Linked DNA regions of Homo sapiens: region 1 is linked to region 2. The links are chromatin loops, found by intact Hi-C in ENCODE. Cell type or tissue: ascending aorta. All regions are shown on one strand. Each heading gives the region's core, and the rest is flanking DNA. Links, peaks and the distances in the headings are about the cores only.

The links. Peaks named below come from ENCODE experiments on the same cell type or tissue, not always from the same donor. Only the 100,000 strongest peaks of a DNase experiment are listed, where the experiment ranks them.
Region 1: a loop joins it to region 2, with 1.9 times the contacts of the local background. A loop is called at or near these places in 3 of 110 quality-filtered maps.

Annotation. Positions count from the first base shown.
Region 1 is chr5:31,741,554-31,751,209 of GRCh38, reverse strand. All of the region lies in intron 1 of PDZD2 (PDZ domain containing 2), which reads right to left. Among named protein-coding and RNA genes, the nearest start is that of PDZD2, 110 kb to the right of the region's middle. In ascending aorta, for the core only: no CTCF peak of the experiment used is centred there; a DNase peak (open chromatin) is centred at 4,775; H3K27ac peaks cover 1,060 bases.
Region 2 is chr5:31,659,330-31,668,985 of GRCh38, reverse strand. The region is part of intron 1 of PDZD2 (PDZ domain containing 2); the gene reads right to left. Among named protein-coding and RNA genes, the nearest start is that of PDZD2, 25 kb to the right of the region's middle. In ascending aorta, for the core only: no CTCF peak of the experiment used is centred there; a DNase peak (open chromatin) is centred at 5,325; H3K27ac peaks cover 4,905 bases.

The DNA of each region.
Region 1 (9,656 bases), core at 1,895-6,894, 83 kb before region 2:
GAGTGCAATGGTGTGATCTTGGCTCACTGCAATCTCCGCCTCCCGGGTTCAAACGATTCTCCTGCTTCGGCCTCCGAGTAGCTGAGACTACAGGCGCGTGCCACCACGCCCAGGTACTTTTGTATTTTTAGTAGAGACAGGGTTTCACCACATTGGCCAGGCTGGTCTCAAACTCCTGACCTCAGGTGATCCACCTGCCTTGGCCTCCCAAAGTGCTAGGATTACAGGTATGAGCCACCGTGCCTGGCCCATGCTTCTCTTACTCAAAACCACCAAATGGCATCCCTTCATACCTAGCATGAAATCTGAAGTCTTCACCGTGGCTTTCAAAGTGCTGCGTAACATTACCCCTGACTACTTCTTCCCCACAACCCACCCTACTCACTCCACTCCAGCCACAGTCAATCAGGTATTTACTGAGCGCCTGCCAAGTGCCCGGCAGCCCCTCTCACTGGTGGGAATGCACCAGGAACAGTGGCCCCTTGCTCTGTCTTGAATACAGGAAAAGTGCCCCTGCCTCAGGCCCTTTGCAGTTGCTGTTCCCTCTGCCTGAAACTATCCGTGGATCTGCCCGTCACAGCACCCACTCGGACCTTCCCAAATATCCTCCCTGGAGCGGCGCCCCTCAGGACCACACTCCTCACCCTCGCGGCACCCATCCTTGGCGGACCCTCGTGTTACACATGCACTTGCACATTGTGTTCATGCTTTGTCTCCTCTCCTCTACCTCCACGGGGACAGGGTTCCTGTTTGTTTTGTTCGCTGTAGCGTTCCTGCATCTGGTGAGCGTTCGGTACATGACAACTGCTTGCTATTTACTGCATGACTGAAATAAGAGCTAATCTGTAGGGCCCTGCCCAAAGGAGCTAACAGAACTCAGAAAGGAGGATGTACAGGGGAGCTGAAGCAGGCAAGAGGGAGCTGGGGGACACAATGGGCTCCAAAGGCCACTGGTGGTGGAGATCAAGTCGGACAAGAGTGAGGACTTTCTCAAGTGGAGAAAAGCCATGACTGGAAGCGTAGGATTTGGCATGGCAGGCGCTAGAGATGGCAAACTGGCCCATGTGACCCTAAAGTCAGTTCCTGGGGATTCCTGGCAGATGATGATGAAGTTGGACAAGAAGGGCAGGATAAGCTGCTGTGGGCTTCAAAGGGCTGATTGTTTAAAAAATCATTTGCATCTCCAGAAATCCTGATTCCGCAGTCCTGGATGGCCCCAGGTTTCGGAGCCACTGTACAGAGGACCCTGCAAGCCCAAAGATAAACAACATCATGGCGGGATGCCAGTTTTCTAAGGAACACTGTCTTTCTCCTTATCCCCACTGAGAGCCTCACCGGGAAGGGGAAGCCACGCGCGGCTCACCTGGGGGAAGGAGTGGTCCTGTGGGATGGGAAAAGCCTGTGGAGCAACCCAGGAACACTTGGGGAGAGCATAATGGAGTGCAGCTGAGCACCAGGAAGGTGAAGACAGTACAATCACACCGTCACAGCCGGGTGCGGAGGCTCATGCCTGTAATCCCAGCACTTTGGGAGGCCAAGGCAGGCAGATCACAAGGTCAGGAGTTCGAGACCAGCCTGGCCAACATGGTGAAACGCTGTCTCTACTGAAAATACAAAAATTAGCCAGGCATGGTGGCGGGCGCCCGTAATCCCAGCTACTCGGGAAGCTGAGGCAGGAGAATCACTTGAACCTGGAAGGCTGAGGTTGCAGTGAGCTGAGATCATGCCACTGCACTCCAGCCTGGGTGAAAGAGCAAAACTCCATCTCAAAAAAAAAAAAAAAAAATCACACAGTGACCTTCTGCACTCTTGAATCAGCTAGGCACAATGGAGACAGACGTCTACCCCAGATTTACTGCCATGCTAATCACTTAACCCCTCTGAGCTTCATTTTCTTATTTACTCACCAATACAAGGCATGGAAAACAAACAAGTATCTGTGGGCCTATGCTGTGTCACTGATCTAGGGCAAAAGATGCACAGGTGAAATATCCTTCCTGCCTCTCAAGGCATGTTCAATGCTACCAGGAGACAGATAAGCAGGGAAACAACTTTAAAACAATAAGCCCTACCTCACAGTATTGCAAAATGTAAGAAGTGAATACAAATTAAGGCCCCCCCCCATGAAATAGAGAGTTAATGAAGTTCTTTGATCTTGCTAGCTTAGGGCTGCTCCTAATTTTAGTGAGTGCTGACAAGGGACTGGAGAACTCCAAGGTCAGGGTTATTCCAGTGCTACTCCAGGCCTGAGAACCAGTGCTCTGGAGGACCAGTGCTAGGCAGAGACACAGAACAGGGCAATCCACCCACATCACACACTCCCAGGTGCAACAAGCCCAGCCCCACTGGAATTGCAATGCCCAGGTAACCTAAAATCTGTCATTGCAATGTGAAGATAACCTCACACCTGGAACTGCAAATGCACAGATAACCTAAAACCTTTTCCGAGTCTTTGGTTTCAAACTCCACCCCAACCAAGCGTGTGATCAGAGCTGCTGACAAGCAGCAAACTGGAGAGATTTAAATTTCATCTCCTTTTAATTTTCCCACCCACCCCTTGCCAGGAATGCCTACATGCAGGGAACAGCCTTTCCCAGAAGGATGGCCAGAAGGCAGGCAGCAGGAGAGAAACCCCACAGCTTCTGCTGCTGGGGGCGTCAGAAAGACCCATCCTGCCTTCTCTGAAGAGGAGCCTGAAGGTTCAATGAGAGCAGCTTGGGTTTGGGCTGTTGGAATTATGTGCTATGTTTTGAAAGGGGGATATTGTCTCTGAAACAGCTTGATGACCACTGATTTGGTTCCCCCAGCCACTTTACAGATGAAGAATGGGGAGTGGCTGGGGAAATGACATGTCCATAGTCATACAAATAATTTGTGAGCAAGTCGGGTCTAGAATCCAAGGCTTCTGACTCCAACGCTCTCATCTCCTGTTGGCAAATAGATGTGACAACAACAGCAAAACAAAAAAATGAATATGTCGTGGTAGGTCAAGGATATTATTTGTCTGATCAAATATCTTGTTGCTCAGTCTGGGAAATGGAGCTAGCACTCTCGAGTGGCTTGTCTGAGCAAGGCCAACACATGAACCAGGAAGACAGCCAACTAGACATTTCCAGAATGTACCTTTGCTGGCAAGGGCCAGCCACCCATGGTATCATTTTAAATTTGTGACTTCAGTTCCACATAGCCTGAACTTTTTCATGGTAATCTAAGGAATGAGGACCTTCTTGGGAACACAAGTAGATCCAGAGTTTTAACAGAGAAAAAACAATCACATACCTTGGGAATCCCAACTCTCATGCTCCGTCAACAGGTCTATGGGCCATGCTTGAGCACTCTGCCATGTGGTACAGAATGCTGGCTGGCAGGTTCCTGGGGCAGGATTATGGGGCTGGAGTATTGGGGAGCTAGCTCTCTGAGGTCCAGTGGCACAGCAATTCACACCACAGGGAGTGGGAAGGCGACCTGGGCATTTGGAAAACAACTCCTTGAGCACGGTACAAGGATTGGATGGTTCTGCCACCAGGCGGAGCAGAAGTCAGTGTTGGACATGCCCGGGAAGCTGGCCAGAGCCCCCAAGCCATGGAACTCTTACTGTGAACTCCTTCACACAAACATGGAGGACAAAAGGAGGTGGATGCTTGGGTCACTCACTGTCAGATTGGCGAGTTGAGACTGATGGTATTCAGGACACACTACCCCAAAACACAGCACCTTGTCACCTGAAAAAACAGCAGAAGCAGGGAGGCCACTCTTAACTTCTCCTTGCTGTCCCTACATTCAGAGGAAAGGAGCATCCTATCACTGAAGACACAGGGACACAGAGAAGAATCTGAACAAATAGGCCTTGCTAGGTTCCCTCCGCTCCATTTCCTACCATTAGATCATACCCCCTTTGTCCAATTCTATTTCTCCATGACTATCCATGCTTCACGAAAGCCAAGCACAAAAAACTTACACGTTTACTATTTCTTTGGGTCTTCATTTCCAAAGGCTCTCATGACCTGTAAAACTTTTAAAAAAATTATTTATTTTGAGATGGAGTCTTGCTCTGTCACCCAGGCTGGAGTGCAATGGTGCCATCTTGGCTCACTGCAACCTCTGCCTCCCAGGTTCAAACGATTCTCCTGCCTCAGCCTCCCGAGTAGCTGGGATTACAGGCATCCGCCACCACACCCAGCTAATTTTTGTATTTTCAGTAGAGACGGGGTTTTACTATGTTGGTCAGGCTGGTCTCGAACTCCTGACCTCATGCTCCCCAACGCCTCAGCCTCCCAAAGTGCTGAGATTACAGGCGTGAGCCACCACGCCCAGCGCATGACCTACAAAACTTATATGAAATAAAACTGTATGCTTTTCTCTTGTTAACCTGTCTTTCGTTACAGGGACTCCTGCCACGAACCTAGTGATGGGTAAGGAAATAAATCTTTCCTCCTCTTTGGGAAGAAATCAAAGGGTTCCCTGGAAAGAGTGCAGAGCACAGTGGAAAAGCCTTGCCCAAGTGGCCTCTGAAACTCGGGGTGAGGACACACAGAACACCTTTCCATTTGAGGATTATTTGCAATGAACCAAGTGTCATAGGTACTTGTTTGCTCCTGTTGTCCTTGGATAATAGCACCCCTTTTACTCTCAAGTATCCTAATTTTATGAAAAATCACTGGTCACCGTGCCCTTTGTAACATATTTTTGCCAGGGCGATGATTTAAAATTCTATTTTTGAGCACAATCCCTTGTGTATACCAAGAATGACAAACAGTTGGCACACCAATCCACTCCCACTTCTGCACCCACGATGGACATTGTTAATGGATCACAGCTCTGTTTCCTGCTGATCCTAGACAAAGCCATAGAATCTTCTCAAAATAATTCAGACAGCCAAGAAAAGGAGTCAATGCAAAAATTGACATTGATTTGCCCTCGCTGGTCTATACCTCATCTGTTCAGGAAGCTACTCAAAAGGACTTCAACTTCCTGAGGCCATGAAGGCAGAGCCATAAAAATGCTGCCCTGGTTGAACCTGGGCATTTGTCTTGGCCAAAGCCAAGATTATTCTCTCATTTCTTTAGGGATTGGCAGTGACTTCTGCCCAGGATGCCCAGAATCCAACCAACAGTCTCTGACTTCCAATCAGACCAAACCAGCTAGAGCTCCACAGTTCTATTTAGAGCCCTATACTTGGTTGCTTCTGCTGCTCTCAGAAACAATCTATGCAGTGGCTTGCTATAATGCTAGGCCCTCCACTTGGCTCTATGGATCAAGTTTCGCTAGGTTATTTTGTGTCCCTCTCAGATTCTGGCTATAGTAGAAGGCACAATTCAGACCAATTCTGCTGAAATTTAACATTCTGCTTCCTAGAACAGACCCATTATTTCTTAATATTAGCAAAAAAAAAAAAAAAAATCATTTACATGAGTTAGGAAACACCTTACCACAAAATGACAAGATGATCACTGAACATTCACTAAGATAGGACGCAGTGACCTAATACAACTAGAAATAGAAGAAATTTGACCTTACAAAGAAGTCTTCACCTCCAAAGAGGGGAAGATGCTAAAACAGGAAGGCTAAAAGGCTAATGGAATGCTTTTTGCAAAAATGGACGACTCTAATGAGCATGTTGGTATTGAAAGGTGAGAGGGAGCGTGAAAGCATGAGCGAAGGTGATTTGGGCTTCACAGTTAGTGAGACCTGGGCAAGGATGTCTCTCCAGGGCGTGTGTGAGAGCTTCTTGGAGGACAAAGACTTCCCACATCCACTTGAATCCATTTATTTTTATCAAAAAATACTTATTGAGCACCTACTGTGTATCAGACACTATTCTAGATGCTGGGGATAAAACAATGTACAAAATAAACGGAACTAAAACTCTCTACACACACGTACCCACACATACGAAGAGGTGTGACCAGTGTTTTTATCTGGATGGTGGTGTTATTGGTCTTTATACCCCTTTGGGTCCATCCACATAGTCTATTTTTTCTACAATAAACACAAATTTCTTTATTAATATGAAAAATATTGCTTAAAAACTAAACATTAAAAAGAAGGCACTGAGACACAAGAGAGAAGGCAGTGGGTATCTCAGGGACACTTGGTGTTTATTTTTTATTTTATTTATTTATTTATTTATTTTTTTTGAGACGGAGTCTCCCTCTGTCGCCCAGGCTGGAGTGCAATGGCGCGATCTCGGCTCACTGCAAGCTCCGCCTCCCAGGTTCATGCCATTCTCCTGCCTCAGCCTCCTGAGTAGCTGGGATTACAGGTGCCCACCACCACGCCCGGCTAATTTTTTTTTGTATTTTTAGTAGAGGCGGGGTTTCACCATGTTAGCCAGGATGGTCTCAATCTCCTGACCTCAAGATCCGCCCGCCTCAGCTTCCCAAAGTGCTAGGATTACAGGCGTCAGCCACTGCACCTGGCCACACAGAGCTTCTTATCCTAGCAGAGGGAAAATTCTTTTTAGCATGATTAAGCTATTCAGTTGTTCACTAAAACCTTCTGAAATAATTTGACTATATCCTTGGACTCAATAATTATGCATGCAAAAAAGGAGAAAGAGAATACAGTGTTTTTACAGTGAGATTCTTTCCTGTTCAACCATGAAGGGGAAAAATCTTTCTTCTTTTTTTTTTCAGAATTCAAATCGAGCTAATATTGGAGAATACATGTCAAAAAAGATTATATAATTCTTTCAAATGATATCAATATCAAAAGGCACTTTAAACAACTCGTTTTCTTTTTTCTTTTCCTTCTTTTTTTTGGAAGTGAATTAAGACCCTCTCTTGGATACCAGCTGTGAAAGAACGGACTTTTTTTACCTAGTAAGGATGTGACAGACCTGCTCCTGACCCTTCTTTGTTAGTGGCCAGTAAATATACGCAAGGCAAAGTCCCACCCTAGTTTTGAAAAAAGCCAAACTAACAACTCTGCCCAATTTCAAGGAACCGATATAATTTTCAGTACATGAGTGTGATTTAGAAATGGAAACAACATCAGAGCAGGGTTAAATCAACAACCAAGCCATAGACCTTAAAAGGACCAGACTTCATGGTTCAATGATGCCAAGAAAAAGATTCCACCTATAAACTCTTTAGAAAGTAACCACCTCAGAAAGTTCCAGACAAACCAGTTCTGCTTTGCAGATCAGCCCTGTATAAAGCTCTTACCACATTAGTAAGAAGTTACTTGTGCTTTGGTTACAAACAGGCACAATTAAAGGGAAGAAAAGGAAAGACTAGGACAGAAAACTCTATATTTGATGCCGCCTGAGCCAATTAGCTGAGTCTAGAATTCTTTATTTCATTTTCTCACCTACTAGCCTCTCAAAATGCACAGTCATTGTCTGGATTAGCAAACTACACATCATGCATACCTGGTCTTTCAGTTTCTTCCGTGGGGCATGTTTCTTCCATTTCTTTCATATCTGAGGCACCAATATCCTAGCTGAGAATCTGACAGAGAGTGGGCACCCTCTCAGTGGTTGCTGGGGATAGATGGACGAATGAATGGATGAACTGAAGGATGAAGGAACAGGTGAAAGATTTGTCCTAAAAGAACCTGGATGCCATAGGCCTGCCTTCAAAAGAGCCATTCCCCTATTTCTAGCGATGATTTAAACTATTCATTCCATGAGCAATTTATTTATTATTTTCAATATGCTAGGCATCATGCAAGATACAATAGCATAAAAATATGACAGACTTCCACTGTACCAGAAAAGAAAATACAAGCAACGACAAGCAGTAGAATATAGGCCAGGCACAGTGGCTCACGTCTGTAGTCCCAGCACTTTGGGAGGCCGAGATGGGTGGATCGCTTGAGCCCTGGGCAACATGGCGAATACCTATCTCTACAAAAAAATACAAAGATTGGCCGGGCATGGTGGCGCATGCCTGTAATCCCAGCCATTGGGGATGCTGAGGCTGGAGGATCACCTGAGCCCGGGAAGGTTGAGGCTTCAGTGAGCCATGATTGTGCCACTGCACTCCAGCCTGGGCAGCAGAGTAAGACCCTGTATCAAAAAAAAAAAAAAGAAAAAAGAATATAACCTAATATGAAAATACATGACATACTCAACACTAAAGAGATTCAGAGTAGGTCAAAATCAATGTATGTATGGCAGAATTCAGCAGGGGAAAAGAGTACTAATGCTATTCATATAACATCCTCCAAAGGTGAAGATGGACTGGCTAATCAGAAAGAATATTTGGAAAAGTTTCTGAATTCACTTAGAAGCTCAATTTTCTATCTAGCACTACCAAATAACACATAGCAGAAAAAGTACTAGGTTGACAAACAGAAGAAACAATAATCTTCATTTAATTCACATCTTCCAGCAGTAGTTGGTAAGCCAAATGCTTTTAGAGACCAAGCAGGTAACTGATCAAAGCCCTTTGTGTACCAGGGCTTGTTCTAAGTGTATCACAAGCATTTTTCCTAGTCCTTGCTACAGTCCTCTGGGAAGACACGAATATTATTCCACTTTACAGATGAAGAAACAGAGGCCCTAGCAAGTTATGGCTCTGCAAGTTTACTAGGTTGGCCAAAGTCAAACAACCAGCAAATGCTAGAGCAGAGACTCAGGGCAGGAAGCTCTGAATCCACAGCCTCAGCTGTTCAAGACCACCATCCCCTGGGGTAGAAACAGTGGTGGGGGAATGGGGTGGGGAGGGGGGGAGTTGGGGGAGGGGGTTGCTGAGGGTTGGGTTCCCCTAATAGTGATGGGCTCCAACTGGGCTCCAACAGATTAGAGCCATGCCAGAATGTCAGGGCCCGGGGAAATGAAAAAAAAAAAAAAAAGTCACACTTTCAAACATAATATCTCTTAATTTTCAAATATTTACAACCATTTCAGTCTTTAATAAAAAATAAAAAGTAACCACTGTGCAAACTCAACAAAACCATCCACATCAAGCTCAGCCCACGTGCTTCCAAGAGGCAACCTTTACCTTACACTTTGCCAAGAATTATTTCACCTGTGTTGTTTCACTTTTCGCAATAACCCCGTGAAGAAAGTAGGATGACTTCTTATGTGTGGCTACAGAATCCATGAAGGATTAGAAGACTAATGTAATAGAAGACTGCAATGACAGGGTTAAGTCCCATTTAGAAAAGATAATTGACTTTCCTGTACCTATTCATAAGAAGAGGGCCTCAATTCAAAGTCCCCAAAGTGGGGAAGCAATCAAGGCTGGACTTTAGTTCCACCACATTGGTCAGAGACCTCCACTATGCAGTTTTCTGGAGGAAAGGCTGCCCTTTGATTTACAGGTTGTTTCCTTTTCCCTAGAAAATGAAGCCATCTCTAGGCAGGGTCCTGGGTTAAGATTTCACTAGTCAATGCACCTTGTACTTATGAATATGTGTTTGAAGGAATGAACCAGATTCTTTCCAAAGAGCAGTTTTCAGTAGGAGAGAGTTGCAGGCAGCATGAGAGTATGCACGGGGGGGTTGGGGAGCCCTGTGCAGGGAGAACAAACACCAAGACAGAAGCAAAGGCACAAGTGTTTGGCTGCTTCACAGTTTTGCCTAGAACTGGCAGTGGTGGGTCCATTCCTCTTCCAAGAGACTTGGCAATGAGAGGAACTCAGAGTACATAATGGTTTCCCCAAGGCTCTCAGCTAGTAAGAGAGGGAAGTTTGGATGAGAACTCTGGT
Region 2 (9,656 bases), core at 2,627-7,626:
TGCTTTTACCAGTGACCCACAGATAGGATCCAGCCCTGAGGTCCAGCCCCAGCCCCACTTGGGAGTGGAGGTCAATGCTACTCCCTTGCCTTGGTTTGTCTATTTTAATTTTTATTAAAACAACAAAAACAACACCACCAAGAAACTCCTGGGATGCTGTTTCTACATTTTTTCCCCTCTTATTCTTCATTATTTACTGCACTTCATTAAAAAGCAGGCCCTTTGGAAATAACCAAGCATTCATTGCAGATTTTGAATTATTTTGTTTTCCCTAGTCTATCATTAGCCATATTTGCCCACAAATAAGATTAATGTTTTTAAAGCTCATCTACTTGCAACCCCAAAACATAATCCCCTCCTGGGTTATTACTATCCGTTTATGACGTTAGGAACAGCAGGAGACCGCAACTCCAAAACCCAAATGATCCTGACATGCAAATATGTCATGAAAAACACAAGGCAAAAGATTTCAAAGGATTTATTAGCAACAGAGCTGCTGTTAACCAGCCAGATCCAAGGATTTATTTGGGCAATGGTCAAAGTTGCTCTATGGGACAATGAGACCTGAAGTTCTCTGCAGAAAAGTCAGAACACTCTCACAAGCCAGACACTTGCCCGGTGGTGGGCAGCCCCGTGGTTCTAAGGAACAGAAAGGAGTGGTTTGGTCTTCCACCAACTTCCATTGGCTTTCTCTGAACAGGGGCCACAAGGCTGTTTGTGTTCATCAATTCCTTCCTTTTCACCGAAAAGCAAATTCCTGTAAGATTGGAAAGCAGACCTCCATCTCTGCACGCATTCACCAACACAATGAAAAAAGGCAGTTTGGGCCAAGTGCAGCGGCCCACGCCTGTAATCCCAGTACTTTGGAAGGCAGAGGTGGGCAGATCACAAAGTCAGGAGTTCAAGACCAGCCTGGCCAATATGGTGAAACCCCCGTCTTTACTAAAAATACAAAAAGTAGCCGGGCGTAGTGGTGGGCGCCTGTAGTCCCAGCTACTTGGGAGGCTGAGGCAGGAGAATCGCTTGAACTCAGGAGATGGAGGTTGCAGTGAGCCGAAATCACGCCACTGCACTCCAGCCTGGGCGAGAGATCGAGATTCCATCTCAAAAAAAAAAAAAAAAAAAAAAAAGGAAAAAAAAAAGGCAGTTTGTTCTCTGCAGACTTCCCCTCTACCTTCCTGAGCAGGGCCCAGCAACATTGCCCCACTGCCTCCTGCCTTCTGGTGAGCAGGGGTCAGGGAGCCCATGACTACGCCTTCAGGAGTGAGCTGTTGAGGGGCAGGATCGCTGCAATGAAGGGGAGTCCAGGTAAAGGCACGTCCCATTCCATCACCGTGGGCACTGCTGCTTTCCCTGCTCAGGGCCCTTGCACTGGCTGTTCCTTCTTGGTGGCCCTCCTGCCCTGGAATCTGTGCCTGCCTGATTCATTCTTATAGCTCAGGCCTCTCCTCATTGTCACTTTCTCAGAGCAGCCTTCCCAGCCCCCACTATCCAGCAAGGTCCCCTCCATCCCTCCGTAGTCCCTTAACCTGCCTCATTTTTCTTCCGGAAGCACCTAGTTCCACCTGAAGTTTTATTGCACATTCTCTGGTTTCTGTTTCGTGTCTGTCCTCCCACCTCCTAGAATGTGGGTGCTGAGTAGGCTAGGCGTTTTGAGTGTCTCACTCACCCCTGTATCCCTAGTGTCTAGAAGAAGGGGACCAGGCACACAGCAGGCAGCAGGTACTCTTTTTTTTTTTTTTTTTTTTTTGAGACGGAGTCTTGCTCTGTCACTCAGGTTAGAGTGCAGTGGCGCGATCTCAGCTCACTGCAAGCTCCGTCTCCTGGGTTCAAGCCATTCTCCTGCCTCAGCCTCCTGAGTAGCTGGGACTACAGGCGCCCACCACCACGCCCAGCTAGTTTTTTGTATTTTTAGTAGAGACGGGGTTTCACCGTGTTAGCCAGGATGGTCTCGATCTCCTGACCTCGTGATCCGCCCACCTCGGCCTCCCAAAGTGCTGGGATTACAGGCGTGAGCCACCGCGCCTGGCTGGCACACAGCAGGTACTCTATCAATATTTGGTGAATGAGTGAATGTTTGGGCTTGGGCTAAGAAGTCACAAGAAACACTGAGGACCACCCACAGGCTGAGAGTCTGAGGGTTCCTGAATGGCTGCTAATCAAGAACTGGTCTATCTGATCTTAAAGACGGACCCCATATCTTGGATATTTTGCCTTCAGTTTCTGCATTTATCATTACGCTCACAGTGAAATTACTCTCTTATGGTATACAGGCCCAGCGCGTGGCCTCAGAAAACCATGCTTTCAGACTGGAGCGTAGAATAAGAGAAACCGACTGTATTCTGTCCCAATGGGGTTAGCTCAGTCCCCTTCCTAAACCATTCTGCCAAGTTTGTTTCTGAGCACCCAGCTCATGGTTCTATTTTTAGGGAACTCTAATGGTAACCTAAACAGTAGAAGCAACCATCGCCTTGTAAATGCAGGATCAGCAAGCCCCTTGCATGTATGAACTTGTCAAAATAATCGCAAAAGGCGCTTTCCCTTGAGATCATCAGAAATAATTAGTAAGAAAATATTTTTTTAATAAGGAGATAAGCTCGGCTGCAGGAGAAATATGCTCATTTCTCGTATTTAAAAATTAAAACCCCATGCTCCTTTACAAGATCCTGGGGCTGTTGGAACTGGAAGATGCATTCCATGATTGTTCTGACCCTAGAGGAGTCTACTTTCCCTCCACCTTCTGCTCCAAGACTGAGGCTGGCTGGATAACCATGTCCTTCTCCTCCCTGGTCAAAGAGGATGTTTCCCTAGGAAGGGCCCTGCCTCGATCTCGATGTCCCACTCCTCAACTGGCATTTGAAAATTTGTACCATTTATTCCCTAGAAATAAACCCTCAGAAACAACTCATAAAACCCACTTGTAGAAATGTAGGTTCCTGAACTGATGTGATCTGGGAGCCCACGCTGCCTCTCCACCTCCAAAGGGCTGGAGTTCTCCCCTCTAAGCTATTGGAAAATTGAACGTGTGAATGAATGAGGTCCCGTCCTCACTTCCCTATCACCTTATGGCTCCCCTGCCTCTCTTTTCTCTAGAGGCTGAAGTTTATGTGTGTAAAACTTCCATCTGATTAGCAGACATGCCTTTTCATGGGCTCTTGGATTAGTCTTTTTTCACACTGATACAAAGAACTACCTGAGACTGGGCAATTTATAAAGAGAACAGCTTTAATTAGTTCACAGTTCCGCGTGGCTGGGAAGGCCTCAGGAAACTTACAATCATGGCAGAAGGTGAAGAGCAAGCAGGAACCTTTTCACAAGGCAGCAGGAAAGGGAGGGGGGGGAGGGGGAACTTCCAAACACTTTTAAACCATCGGATCTCATGAGAACTCCCTCACTATCACAAGAACAGCATGGGGGAAACCGCCCCCATGATCCAATCACCTGCCCCCAGGTACCTCCCTGGACACATAGGGATTACGATTTGAGATGAGATTTGGGTGGGGACACAGAGCCAAACCGTATCAGCTTTCAAACCCCAATAAATAAAAATCGCCTTTCTTTGCCTCCATAAAAGACCAGAACACAAGCTGAATTTGTGGGTCCAGGAAAGGCTTCTTGGGGGAATGCTTTCCACGCTTGTCCCTGATGGAATACTGCACTAGCCACAGGAAGGGCAAGGTGAAGTGGGAGAAAAATTCCAGGGACAGGAAAGAGCAGGTGCAATGGTGTGAGAGATACACACGGGGAAGAGGCAGGCTGGAGAGGTGAAATCAAGCTCAGGAGGAGAAGAGGGGAAATAAGGAACAATGTGTGATGACTCCCCGCACCAAATCCAGGTTAGGTGCCTCTCTTACCCGCCTGGGTGGTATCCCAAGTGCACCCCCTGCAGTAAAGTACTTATCAGACAGTAGCAGAAATAGCAGGCAAACACCACAATTCCATATATTCCCCCTTCATAGTGTAGACTCCTTGCGGGCTACCTTTTCCAGCTCCCTTTGCATCTGAGCAGGGCTATTTGGTTAGTTCTTGCTAATGAGATGTGAGAGGACGTGAGGTGTTTCACTCCAACCCAAGGCACTTCAGAAGTAGATGCACCTTCTCGCCACCATCTCCTCCCTTCCACCAGTTGGGGGCAGAGTACTCGCAGCCCTAGGACATTGGTGGGGACACAAGATGGAGAGAATCTGAGTCCCTGAATCACCATGTGGAGGAGAGCCACCTGCTGACCAAGGATGAGTGAGATCATGAGAAATCTGGGCTATTTTTCTTGAGGACTTTTTCTTTCCTCTTCCAATTTTCTTTTGTGGTTTTCGGCTCTGTATGACACCCATGCTGGGGAACAGAACCTTGAAACGGTTGTTCCTAGGATGGTCTCTGCCGTCGTATGAATCACAAGACAGCCGGGGCAGGTTTGGCTGTGAACCATTTGTGGCTTTGGTGTAGAAATTTAGTGTGTGTGTGCATGTATTTCTGTGTGTGTGTATGTGTGTGTACGCATGCATGCGCCTGTGTGTGTGTGTGTGTGTGTGTGTGTATGCATGCATGCGCATGTGTCTGTGTATGAGTGTGATGGCCCTGGCCTGTATAAGATTTCTGCTTCCTGGGATTTGAGCCCTGCACTAGGCTGTTTGTGAGAGAGAAATGATTTTTTGTTATGTTAAGCCGTTAAAACTTGGAGGTTTCAGCTGGGTGCGGTGGTGCGTGTCGGTAATCCTGACTACTCAGGAGGCTGAGGTGGGAGGACTGCTTGAGACCAGGAGTTCAAGACCAGCCTAGGCAACACAGCAAGACCCCCATCTCAAAAAAACAAAACAAAACAAAACTTGGAGGTTTAATTGTCACAGCAATAGCAACTATCATTACCCTAATACACAGGCTAGGTAATATTTACTTATTCAATTGTAGATAATGTTCTCTAGACAGTAAGAGACCCCTCTATATCATCACCGCCTAGTAAAAGCTGGATATTAAGTGAACATTTGTTGAATAAAAATAGTCCATTGGTTAGAAAAAGGGCTCAAATCCTAGTAAGCAGTAATCTTCTTACTTTGCCATACGCCATCACACTCACACACAGATACATGTGCAAGCACACACTTGTGCCCGCATACACACACACACACACACACACCCTAAACTTCCACACCAAAGCCACAAACGGTTCAGGGCCAAGCCTGCCCCAGCTGTCTTGTGATTCATACGACAGCAGTGACCATCCTAGGAACAACCCTTTCAAGGTTCTGTTCCCCAGCATGGGTATCACACGGAGCCAAATACCGCAAAAGAAAATTGGAAGAGGAAAGAAAAAGTCATCAAGAAAAATAGCCCAGATTTCTCATGATCTCACCCGTGAGTCAGATTTGCATTTGGGATAACAACTAACCAAGTAGACCAGAACAGTCTGTCTGCAAGATGTGGGCCTGCCAATTTCAACAGCACAGAGAAGGCACGCTTCTTAAACTGGCTTAAAAGGACAAATCTAGTACACTTGTTTATTTTTTTTTCTTAAAAAAATGCCAAGGTAAAACAACCTCCTGTTTAAAAGTAGTTCTATAATTACCTTTTAAACACTGAATGCCAAGTACCTGTATCTTGCCATTTGGGGCAGTGGGGAAAAGTCCTACCAAACGGTCTTCACTGTGTGACCCTTAGAAAGCCACCTCAGCTCTCTGGGTTGAGATTTGTTCATTTATAACATACAAGATTAGAATAGACAATCTCTAAAGTTGGAGGAAGAAATCATCATCAGTGGAAGGGAAACTGAATTTTTCATGCCTTGCAAGTCTTTTACTATTAATGGAACTTATTCCTAACAGAAACAGGATATTTTTTATGGGTAGCTTAATTTAGATCAATTTGTTCATCTAAGACAGAAAGTGAGGTCCAAGGCATTGTGGACGTGAATGGATCTTTAGTAGTGAGGGGCAGGAAAGGGATGATTGTTTTCATGTGAGAGGTGGTGCCGTGGCCTGAATGTCCGTGTCCCACCCTGCAACCCCAAATTCATATGCTGAAATCCTAACCTCCATAGTGATAGCATTAGAAGGTGGGGCCTTGGCCAGGTGAGGTGGCTCACACCTGTAATCCCAGCACTTTGGGAGGCCACAGCGGGTGGATCACAAGGTCAGGAGATCAAGACCATCCTGGCTAACACGGTGAAACCCCGTCTCTACTAAAAATGCAAAAAAATTAGCTGGGCGTGGTGGTGGGCGCCTGTAGTCCCAGCTACCCGGGAGGCTGAGGCAGGAGAATGGCGTGAACCTGGGAGGCGGAGCATGCAGTGAGCTGAGATTGCGCCACTGCACTCCATCCTGGGCTACAGAGCCAGACTCCGTCTCAAAAAAAGAAAGGGGATCCAAGAGAGCTGCCTTGCCTCTTGCCCCATGTGAGGATGCAGCTAGAAGGCACCATCCCTGCCTGGGAGCAAACCCATCCCAGACTCCAAATCTGCTGGTGCCTTGATCTCAGACTTTCCAGCCTCTGGAGCTGCAAGAAATAAATTTTATTTTGTATTTTATTTATAAGCCACTGAGTTTATGGAATTTTTGTTATAGTGGCCCAAAAGGACTAAGACAGGCAGCATGTGGATTCTGGAGCTCCAACTGTGTGTCAGGACGTTTTCTTCTTTTACAGATAAAAGAGGCTTTAGGAATTATTTATTTATTTATTTATTTGAGATGGAGTTTCATCCTTGTCGCCCAGGCTAGAGTGCAATGGCGTGATGTCAGCCCACTGCAACCTCTGCCTCCCGGGTTCAAGTGATTCTCCTTCCTCAGACTCCCAAATAGCTGGGATTATAGGCATGCACCACCACGCCCAGCTAATTTTTGTATTTTTAGTAGAGACGGGGTTTCACCATGTTGGCCAGGCTGGTCACGAACTCCTAACCTCAGGTGATCTGCCCACCTCAGACTCCTAAAGTGCTAGGATTATAGAGGTGAGCCACCACGCCCAGCCGACTTTAGGAATTATTAACTGCAACTGCTTCCTTCTAAGGGTGAGGAAACTAGGACCTCAAGAGGCCAGCTACCTCACCCAGGATGACGTGTCTGGACTACAGCTGAGAGTGTTGGTGTCTGGGCCACCCAGGAGTCTTTTCACTCTCCCATCATCTTCCCCTGCCTGCACCTTGTACAGTTACGACATTTACCTTTTTGCCCCTGAATATCTCTGATGAAAAAAAAAGAAAAAAAAAAAAAACCAAGGGAGGAACTACTTATTTCTATCTATCTTTAGCCTTGGGGATTATTGCTGGATTTCATTTACTCAAACTGTCCCTAATCCTCAAGCCCAAAGGCTAAGAAACTCTCTGAATAGTCACGTAACAAAGTTAGGATCAGGTGCAAGATGGAAAAGTGATCACATACTTTAGAGCGTGTAAGAGGAGAAGAGAGGATAAGTTCTCCTTAGTGTTTCAAGAGTGTCAGCTAATGGGTGCTATAAAAATAACCACTCACAGGTTATCTGCAAGTTGAGTCTCTACAGCTTGGGTTTCAGATTCTTGGCTCGGCTGTCCCCTTGGACTCCTTTCCTCCCACCTGGTGACTGTCCCAAGCTGATTCCTCCCTGTTTTGATGCGTATCTGCTGTTTTAATCAGTCCTCTGCTTCCTACCGGGACAATGTGTCAGAGGCAAAAGTTAAAATAAGGTAAATATTTGCTTACATATTCTTCCTATACCTCAAGCCAATTCCCCTGTAATGTATGACATCTTTTCTGTTGAGTTTGTAAAATAAAACCCAGGACTGACCTCCTCAGCATGAGCCACACAACAGGCTGCTATTTTAGCAGCAGCTCAGAACCTCCGAAGCCAGGACCTGCATTTAATTAAAAGCCATACTAAGCAAATGGAAGAGCTAACCCTTTCTCATTTGTTTCTTTCCAAGCCTCTGCAAACTGGAGGTGGTGGCTTATGAAGAAAATTGCACTTGGATACAAGAATTACTTCTTATAGGCCCGTCACAGTGGCTCATGCCTGTTATCCCAGCACTTTGGGAGGTCAAGGTGGGATGATCATTTGAGGCCAGGAGTTCAAGACCAGGCTGGACAATATAGCAAGACCCCATCTCCACAAAACAAAACAAAACAAAAAATTCACTGGGCATAGTGACACATGCCTGTAGTTAGTCTAAGCTACTCAGGAGGCTGAGGGGGGAGGACTGCTTGAGCTCAAGAGTTTAAAGCTGTAGTGAGCTATAATCACACCATTGCACTCCAGCCTGGGCAGCAGAGACTCTGATATGGTTTAGCTTTGTCCCCACCCAAATCTCATCTTGAATTGTAGTTCCCATAATCCCCATGTGTCATGGGAGGGACTCAGTGGGAGGTAATTTAATCATGGCAGCAGTTACCCCCATGCTGCTGTTCTCATGATAGTGAGTGAGTTCTCTCAAGAGCTGTTAGTTTTATAAGGGGCTTTCCCCTCTTTGCTCGGCACTTCTCTCTCCTGCCACCTTGTGAAGAAGGACATGTTTGCTTCCCCTTCTGCCTTGATTGTAAATTTCCTGAGGCCTTCCCAGCCATGCGGAACTGAGAGTCAATTAAACCTCTTTCCTTTATAAATTACCCAATCTCAGGTATTTCTTCATAGCAGTGTGAGAATGGACTAACACAGACCCCATCTCTAAAAAATTTTTTTATAAAAAAATTTTTAAAAGAATTACTTGTTATAACAATAAAGTATCCATAGAAATGGAGAGGAAGAATAACATGCCAATAGATATGGGGACATATTTAAGGAGAACTTGGGCTCCAAATTTATTTAATCTATGAATCAAAGAATTGCTCCTTTCTATTATCCCTAAAGGTTGAATTGTGCCAATGAGGATATGCAGATGATTCCAATCTATTGAATTGAAATTTGTCTGTAACACCAAGTGGAAAGCAGTGGCTTACCAAAAACAGTGGACTGTGGGGACACCAGGTCTCCTTTAAAAGTCTGACTACCCAGCTGGGTCACCTTAGGAAAATTACCTGATCCTCTGAGCTTTTGGTTCTTCTCAATTCGATAGGGCTAATAATCTATTAGGGAGCTTAAATGAAATGATGTCGACAAAGTATGCAGGATGGGCTTATTAGCTGCTGAATTAAACCTCAAAGTTGGTATCAGCATTTGAAGCCACCCAGCTCAATCTTGTAACATCGGTCCTCCAACCTCTGCCGCAGGAAAAGGAAACTTACAACCTCCCAAGGCACTCCACACCAGTTGGAGACAGGTACAACAGATAGAAAAATTTGCCCAGCATAGGGCTGTATGTCTTTCCCTTAACTTCAATGCTTTGGCCCTTATTCTGGCTTCCAGACCAGAAATGAGAATAAGTCTTAGCAGTCCTATACAAGAAAAGCCACTGAAATAGTTTATCCAATGGATAGTGGTTGCAAACTCCCCATGTACAAGTATACAGAGCCATAGAGAGGTGAGGGATGAGTCTGAGTGTCTTGTCTCGGGGGCTAGTTGAGTGGGGGTGACACTGACCAAGCTGGGGAGCAGAGGAAGAGGTTTATATGGGGAAAATGGTGAGCTTGGCTTGGGACATTGTTACTCTGGAGTAGCTGAGGGTCAACCAGATGGAGATGGCGGGTAGACACTTGGATGTGTGAGTCAGTGCTCAGGAGGAGGGTTGGGTCTAAAGGTACAGATCTGGAAGTGATCAGTAC